Regions from separate parts of the Homo sapiens genome. Here region 2 is linked to region 1. Evidence: chromatin contacts called from ENCODE Hi-C or POLR2A ChIA-PET data. All regions are on one chromosome and are shown on one strand. The core of a region is the stretch at or near the end of the contact, and the rest is flanking DNA. Distances in the headings are between cores, read along the strand shown.

Region 1 (4,049 bases), core at 1,036-3,535:
GTGAATCAGTTAAACTTCTTTCCTTTATAAATTACCCAGTCTCAGGTATGTCTTTATTAGTAGCATGAGAACAGACTAATACATATAGTTTCCTCCGCATCCCAAGGATGTGCACGTTAGGTTCATTTGTGTGTCTACGTGGTCTCAGTGTGGGTGTGTGTGTGTATGTACCCTGCAGTGGAATAGTGTCCTTTCCAGGGCGGGTGCCCGCCTGGTACTGAGCTGCCAGAATAGGCTCTGGCCACCCATGGCCTTGAACTGGGTAGATAGTTATCTTGTTTTTATTCATCTTTCTTAAATGTATATAGAGTTCACATTTATTTCAATGTAGAATATTAGAAGTGTTTTAGTCTTTATTTAGGAGTTTGGTCATGTTTTTGTGACCAGAAATATGCCATAGGAACTTAACTCTTGTTTATGTCAATTAGTCTACGGCAAAACTGGTTTGGTTATATGTAATTTTGCTTCAGTCACAGTTTCCAAGGACTTATCAACTACATTAAGTGAAGACTCACTACAATTTACTTCCCTTTGCCCTTCACCCTCCTTTTAAATATAACCTTACAAGCTCAGGGGTTCTGTTGTATTTGCTGATGTTTCCCAAATGCTGAGAGGAGCGACTGGCAGGTAGCCTCATGCTAATGTCAGAATTAGCAACTCACATGGCTTAATGTGTGTTTATTGATGGAATGAATAAACAAATGAATGAAGAGTAAAAGAGGCTTGTAGGGGCTATTTGGAATGTCACCAATGTGAAAAATTTGCTTCTGACTTAAAAATAGCTTATGTTCAAAAATGCAATGAAAAAATCATTTCCCTATTTTCATATTAATATATTCCCTACCATAGGGTTTGCCTTCTTTTTTCCTGTGGGGTAGGTTTATCATGATGATCACTACAGGTTCCTCTTGCCTTTCACATCATCTGTGACAGCTGCAGGCGGTTAGGACACAGATAAAATATGTAACCTTTGGGAAATGAAGCACCTGGGAGAGGATTTACCTGAGCTAAAGATTCCATTAGGTTTCTCACAATTTTGTCTTGGTCTTCCGTCAGGATCCTGTGAAGGGTAGCTCGCCTCTCACTGTCCTTCCTCAGCATGAAGAATCCAGAATCTTTTTCTTCAGGGGAAGGAGGAGCACTGTGATCTTCAAAATTCTCATCTGGAATGCTGAGAAAATTTATGCAGCATAAATCACAGTTCCCTTTATAAAATGACACACTTAACAACACACTTCTCTCACCCCAAGTAAGTCAGGTCTTTACCCCAAAAAGAGTGTCCGAATTCCCTTGACATCTCTTTCTCCGCAGGACTTGGCTCTTGTTTTGAAAGAGAAGGGGTCCACTTTCAACTCCGTGTCGGGTGAAACTGAGCCGTACTCACTGCTGCTGCTGGTGTCCTCCACCAGCACAGGTACCGGCAAGGATATACTCCTGAGATATTCTGCTTGTGATGAGAGGAGGGAAAAGATAATTGACACTTTAAAAAATGTACACATACTGAAACACCCATTGAAAGAGGCCATATTCTTTGTCAAATATCTTGTTGCAATGAGCAGCATAATTATGCTATGTAAGGGAACGGTCATGTGTTATGACTGCCTCCCTTGCTCAGCATAACCCATACAGCAGGGTAGCCAGGAAAGGGCCTCCCAGGCCCTGGGAGGGATATCTCTGGGGTACCAAAACAGTCAAGGAAGCCCAAGTTCAGTGGGTCTACTGAGGGTCTGATCCCCTCATTTTTACTGACTACTAATTATTTCTATTTATGGGTCTCAGTTTTCATATTTATCAAATTCAGGGTCAGATTGATAATCTTTAAGCCTGTTCTTCAGGGGCTTAAGTGTCTCCATTAGCATCTTGGGGCTGCCTTGGTTGGGATGAGTGAGTGGGATGCTGTAGGTCTAGACCACAGGTTCCAATCCTGTTATACCTGAAACCAGAGAAAATATGCTGACTGTCATATATCACAGTTCTGCTTAAGGATTCATATAAAAAAGGATTCATCACTGAAAACAAATTTTGGAAACAGATGGACTAGATGATCTCTTAGGTCTGTCCTGGTTCTCAGATACTATGATTCTCTAGTAGACATGAGCTGCTTCTTTATTTGGATGGAGAATAAGACAGTGGAGTTGCCTATATTTCCTCAAACATTGGTTTTAAAGAAAGCTTCATAGGTTGCTCTGGGTGTCAACATCTTTCCAGCAGATGGGGAAGAAAGAGTAGGAGGATCTCATAGGAAGTTTTTATGAATCATGCTTGGGTGAGTTGCCACTCGGGCCCACCATCCATTGCCCAAGCCTCAGTCCACCAGCCACAGTTACTTGCCAGGAGGCTGGGAAACCCCAGAAGGAAAAGGAAACAGGTCTGGAGGACAGCTAGTCAGTCTCTGTATATGTATGCCTGAACAGTTCACAGAAAGAAAAACACAAAAAGCTCCCAAATGTATATAAAACTTCTCAGCCTCACTCCTAATGAGAGAAACGGGTATCTGAATCACAATAAAATACTGTCCATGATCTATCCTATGGACAGATATGCAAAAAAAAAAAAAAAAAAGAAAGTGGTTTTTGCCAGAAACATCTTTATCAAACACACATCCTAATGCTACAAAAGCATTTTAATAAAGAATGAAGGTATAAAATTATAGAAAAGGAAATCCACTGTTGCCTGGAATCTCCTTCTTACTTAATTCCTCTTGGGCTGAACTGAATCAACTGCCCTGATCTCAAGGATAGGGGACTCATGACATTGGTTTCAGCTGTAGCGAGAAAGACGGAAGTACATACAGCTTTCAGGAACAGCTGACCTCGGGGGAAACCACCTTACTGGTCAGTAACTGGAAAGTCTCCCCAGGATGAATTGGTTGACTTATCTGCTGTTATTTAAATAGTTCTGTAGCTGAATCACTAGAAGGCAGGAAGCAAGAGGAAGCCACAAAGAGTTGCTGAATTGACCAATTAAGTACCAGTATGCAAATGATATATGGCAGGGGAAATGCCTGGCATGTATTGTTTCCACATATTCTGGAGCAGCTCATGGGCCTAGCATTTCACGGACCATATTTTGGGCAGTGCTGCTACAGCAGAAAGGAAATGGGTGACCTCTTCCTTGCTGGTAATAGTAAGGTTGTCTGAGAGAAGAAAGGTTTGAAGGGGGGCCCAAACACCAAACTGCTTTTGAGTCATTCCTGGGGAAGGTCAAGGTCTATAGTGTGCCTTGTTTCACTTTAGAGTCAACATCTCGCTATTTGGGGGGAACGGACTTTAGAACAGAAAAAAATAGCTGCTTGGGAGAAAGAGTTTCACTGCTATGAGATGTCAAGTCCCTAAAGTTAAATGTTACTGATGGAAGAATACAGCTGAAGAAGAGCTCTTGGCTTGACTGAGTAGCTGATCTCTTTACAAGAAGGGATACAAGCCCTGCAGTGGAACTCACTGCTGATCCTTCAGACTTGGTGAGTTTCTTCACCAGCCCATTTTTATGAGATGCATGCCACACTCAGAAACGGAGGTGTGCATCATTCATATTTCAAAGACAAAATTGTTGTTTCTTGGGAGTAAAGAGACTAGTACAGACTAGACTAGAAGAGTACAAGATGAGGGATTCCTATCGTGTGTTTCCGTGTTTGTGTGTGTGTGTGTGTGTGGTAAATGTATGTGTATCTAAAGAAGAGAAGGAGTAAGGACTTGAATTATCCTGTATTTTGGCTTTTTGGTCATATCATGTGGTTTGATTATCCAGTAATGAGAGGACTTGTGTCACGCCTGTGAATTTTAACGTTGCTGTGACTACCGACTGCCTAAAAGGAGGCCTAATGAGGTAAAACTGTATATGCTTAAGGATGGAACCGAGTGCCTGTCACTATGGCTCGTTAAGGAAATAAAGGGACTTACAGATATTCTGCATGTTCTATGTGCAGAGCCCTGATTCCCTCCTCGGTTTGATTTTATTTTATTTTTGAGACAGAGTCACACTATTTTGCTCAGGCTGGAGTGCAGTGGCATGATCTTGGCTCACTACAACCTCCGCCTCCTAGGTTCAAG
Region 2 (4,472 bases), core at 178-2,677, 180 kb after region 1:
AACCCGATATTTTAAAATATGTTCTTTTTTGAAAATCCATGTTTCCAACCTGAGAGCTGATTTTCAAAATAGGTTTTCAAAATATTTGGCTTTATAATGGTCTCCCTTTTTATTTTTTTTTTATTTTTTGAGACACAGTCTTGCTCCATCACTCAGGCTGGAGTGCAGTGGCTCACTGCAACCTCTGCTTCCCAGGTTCAAGCGATTCTCCTGCCTCAGCCTCCCAACTAGCTGGGACTACAGGCGTGTGCCACCACGCCCAATTAATTTTTGTATTTTTTAGTAGAAATGGGGGGGGGGGGTTTACCATGTTGGCCAGGCTGGTCTCGAACTCCCAACCTCAGGTGATCTGCGCCCCTCGGCCTCCCAAAGTCCTGGGATTACAGGCGTGAGCCACCACACCCAGCCTGTGGTCTCCCATTATTTTGAGGGGGGGGGAGACCTTAGTCCCTAGTAAAGTAATTCTCTAGCATATTAAGTATATGAAATGTTTCTATGCAAATGTGTTCCTTCCTACCCTACTGTGGTAAGCATGGCACAGAAGACCCTGTAGAAGATATCATCAGAAACAGCAGTCAATACTGTGCACCTCTCTGTATACAGATAAGGCAGAAGGGAGTTCATTCCAAGATGTGCAGTAAAATAATTCAGAAAAGGATGGTTGGGGGCAGTGGCGGGGGGCTTCTTTTTGAAATGAATGAACAGACAATGAAAATGAATGAATGCACATACAGTAGTGAGACAATGCAGGTTAATCCAGGGTTTACTTCAGTAATCTACTGACAGCAGCCCTCCACTGAGGAGGGGTTAGGAAGCTTAAGATGAAGAAAACCTAAAAATCAAGCCGAGTTTTGAAAAAATGTTAACTGTTTCCACTGTAAGTTTACAAAGTAAGGTGGCAAACTGAGCAAAATAAATCTCATTTTTAAAAATGAATCATGTTCACTGTTATGCAGCCAGCATTATGAGCAATTAAGTGTTTCAAGTGGTTGAGAAAACAAGAAAGGCGTTTCAGGTTCCAGTTCCTATTCTTGAGCTTTCAAAAGCCTGTGAAATCTGGCCATTGGGGACAGATGCATGGAAGACTTAACTGGCCTGAGAGATGGGCACTTTCCCTTCCTGAAGAAGTCCTACACCTCTGTAAATTGGGTTCAAGCCAGTCAAGAATTCTCAACTTAAGCTGTATCAGTGTGAATTCAAATTTCTCTAAGTTAAGAGATTCTCGGAAGGAAAAACAACTCTATTTTCAGTCAATTAAAATTAGCAAGAAAACAAGTACATTTACAAAGGGTCATGCTCCAGAAGTTATTCTCATAAGAAAGTGGTTGGGAATTTGCCTTCCACATTCCCATGGAAACCCTGTTAAATAACACCTGAGCCCACAAAGGCCTACTGACCTCATCCCATCTGAGGCATGAATACCAGCAGCCAGGCCACGTGCCTTACCTTGGGAGTAGCCTGCACCGCTTCCAGAGACTGCCTTCTCTCTGCTTTCCTCGTGAACACATTTCTTTAAATAACACTCCCTGTTACATGCCTTCTGTTGTTCTCCAGAAATCAGTCAAGTCACCGTACCTGACATCTACCACCACCTGCTTTCCTGAAACTGCTCTGGCAAAGTTATCAGGGGTTTTCTGATCTCCAAGTCCAGTTATTTCTCTGAAACATTCAACTTCACTGACCTTCGGACAAGCCCTCTTTGCATTGCTTTTAGAGCTAATCCCTTCTCTCTCTCCCTCTCTGAACTTTCTCTCATCTGTTGTGCCATCTTACCATCTTCCCTTTCTCACTAGATGATGCCTTCCTTTGCCCATTTTTTGTTGTTGTTGTTGTTGGTTGGTTCGTTGGTTGTTTTCTGAGACAGAGTCTGGCTGTTTCACCCAGGCTGGAGTGCAGTGGTACGATCTCAGCTCACTGCAGCCTCTGCCTCCTGGGTTCAAGTGATTCTCATGCCTAAGCCTCCCAAGTAACTGGGACCACAGGCGGGTGCCACCACACCCAGCTAATTTTTCTATTTTTAGTAAAGATGGGGTTTCTCCACGTTGGCCAGGCTGGTCTCAAACACCTGGTCTCAAACATCAGGTGATCTGCCTGCCTCAGCCTCCCAAAGTGCTGGGATTACATTACAGGCATGAGTCACCATGCCCCGCCGTCCATCTTTAAATGCCAGTGTTTCCTTAGTTCTATCATAGGCCTTCTCTTTATCCTACCCCTTCCTTATGGAGAGACTCATTTTTTCCATGATTTATTATAAAATGCCTGGCACATGTTAAGTGCTCAATAAATGTTAGCTTTCATCATTATCCTTCAAAACCCAGTTCAAATGTCACCTCCTGTCCAATGTCTTAGCCAACCTCCTCCACACTTCCTTCTCCTCCTGAAGAATCCTCCATGATTTGTGCTCTCAAAGAACCTTACATAAACCTCTAGTATAACAATTAGCACCAGCCTAGGCAACATGGCAAAACCCCATCTCTACAAAAAAAGAATTAAAAAATTAGCCAGCATGGTGGCACACACCTGTGATCCCAGCTACTCAGAAGGCTGAAGTGGGAGGATCGCCTGAGCCCAAGGAGGTTACGGCTGCAGTGAGCTGTGATCGCACCACTGCACTCCAGCCTGGGTGACAGAGTGACTCAGTCTCAAATTTTTTAAAAAACAACAACAACAAACAATTAGCACAATATATATAATACGTTCATAGGCTGGTCTCCCTTACCAGACTGTGAGCCGCTCCAGGAAAGGGATGACATCATTGAATTGTATTCTACAAACATCATTAAGTGTCATCTACAGGTCACACACTGATACAGAAGACCTGGGGCATGTCAAGAACCATAAAATGTGATCTTTGTCATTAACTCACACTTAAGCAGAAAAAGCAGACATCAAAACCAATAACTAAAACACCACTGGGGGGAAAGTGTGATATTCATTCAATCAATCAATCTGTATCAAGTGCCAAGCACTCCATTAGGTACTAGAGGTGCAGGGTTAACAAGACAGAAAAAGAGACATGGAACTATATTCTAATGATTCTTTAAAAAACCAGAAACTGCTCCTTGTTTGTCAGATGTTTCTAACAAAAGGTTTTTCATTATTGTGTAAATTGGACTTGACTTTTTCAGTTGTTCCTTCTTAGTCATATCACGTATGATGCAAGACCTATGGAGCAACAGCTTTCTTTATATCTCCCAAAGAATCAAGCATGATTTGAATACTGAATCCTTAAAGCAAATCAAAATTTATTTAACAGCCTTCAGAGGTCATTTCAAGAGGGAATAGATAGGGCTGCTAACAGAAATATGAATTAAAAAAAAATTCAGATCTTAGAGAATAAAAATAGAAGGATAAATAGTTCCAAGATTATTCATACCTTAAAAGAAAAAGAATGCTAAGGTCAAGCTTATAAGCAACTAGGCAATGTGCTGGATTCAGGAAGAAATTTACCTGGTGACCACATATTAGGTATAGATTATGGCTCAAAAGTTGGGTAATACTTTTTGCTGTGGCTAAATGGGACAATGACAAGTCTTGAAAAAATAATTCTCATAGACTAAATATTAAGTCATTAGAAGCTTGTAACCTAGTCCAGGTCTCAAATTAGGCTTTCGGCACGTAGACCAGGTAACTGAAAACTGAAAGCAGATGAGAGTCTCGAATTCTCCTGTCATAGCCTTTTTCTTCTTCTATGCTCTCAGAAAACCTCCTCATATTAAATGTGGCATATCCTCTGGCACAGAACTCTTTGGGTAACATGCACCTAACTCCCCTGATAATAAACCATGGAGAATAACCCAAAGAACATACAGTGTGAAAACAGAAAAATCATGATTGCTTCATACATCCACTCCTGCAAACTTAGTCCAATGTGTCTAATGATGTTTTTAGAGGAACATACAAGCCTATTAAATAGTTGTGGCCTGGGAAAACTAAGGCATGGCAATATACAAATACCACAGTGCAATTTTGCTTGAAAATTCTCAAGCGATGTCACAACACGGTGGCAACAGCTTTTGTGTGTACAATGCATTCCCTTCTGGGATCACTTGAAGATGAGATCTGGCCCTTCTTGGGCTACTTCAAATTAGAAGTTAACTTGCCTGCAAACAGGTAATGATAAGAAGATCCAATCCTGAATAATCAAGAGATTATCCATCAAGAAGAGTGTTCATTATTTAACATGATAAAAACCTATTTCGTTAATAAAACCTACACTAAGTGGAGAGTCCTGAGTTCTATGAAGCTTGGAAATTGTGAGGCTGTACTTTCTCATTACTTATGTATATTTCACCCAGCAGTGAAAATGTCTCTTCAGGTAAACCAAGGAGATACATCAATATCTTAATTTTAGTTCCAAGTGTATACACGATTCGTCTAAAGTAGAAGAGTGTCACTTGTATGCTATTATGGTTTTGGGGTTGTCTTTTATTTTTTATTTATTTATTTATTTTTGAGACAGGACATTGCTG

The links. Hi-C counts contacts between places; a loop is a spot of excess contacts on that map. ChIA-PET counts read pairs that join two places held with the same protein, here RNA polymerase II (POLR2A). Pooled maps may share reads with other maps.
Region 2: a pooled map shows a loop between it and region 1 (2.9-fold over the local background). The contact joins two enhancer-like sites. A Hi-C loop is called at or near these places in 5 of 50 pooled maps. POLR2A ChIA-PET finds 5 or more read pairs at or near these places in 5 of 52 experiments (AG04450, CD4-positive, alpha-beta memory T cell, GM12878 and 2 more).

Annotation. Positions count from the first base shown.
Region 1 is chr6:136,591,171-136,595,219 of GRCh38, forward strand. MAP3K5 (mitogen-activated protein kinase kinase kinase 5) reads right to left here. Exons shown (of 30, transcript NM_005923.4): 22 at 1,267-1,444; 23 at 1,003-1,171. Among named protein-coding and RNA genes, the nearest start is that of MAP3K5-AS1, 36 kb to the right of the region's middle. RefSeq lists an enhancer at 3,319-3,478. Within about 2 kb of position 2,286, at least 13 of the 41 ENCODE cell types and tissues checked have a DNase peak (open chromatin) inside an H3K27ac peak, as active enhancers do; they include GM12878, where a contact is called at or near this core.
Region 2 is chr6:136,771,809-136,776,280 of GRCh38, forward strand. All of the region lies in intron 1 of MAP3K5 (mitogen-activated protein kinase kinase kinase 5), which reads right to left. Among named protein-coding and RNA genes, the nearest start is that of MAP3K5-AS2, 10 kb to the right of the region's middle. RefSeq lists a silencer at 1,243-1,537. Within about 2 kb of position 1,428, at least 14 of the 41 ENCODE cell types and tissues checked have a DNase peak (open chromatin) inside an H3K27ac peak, as active enhancers do; they include GM12878, where a contact is called at or near this core.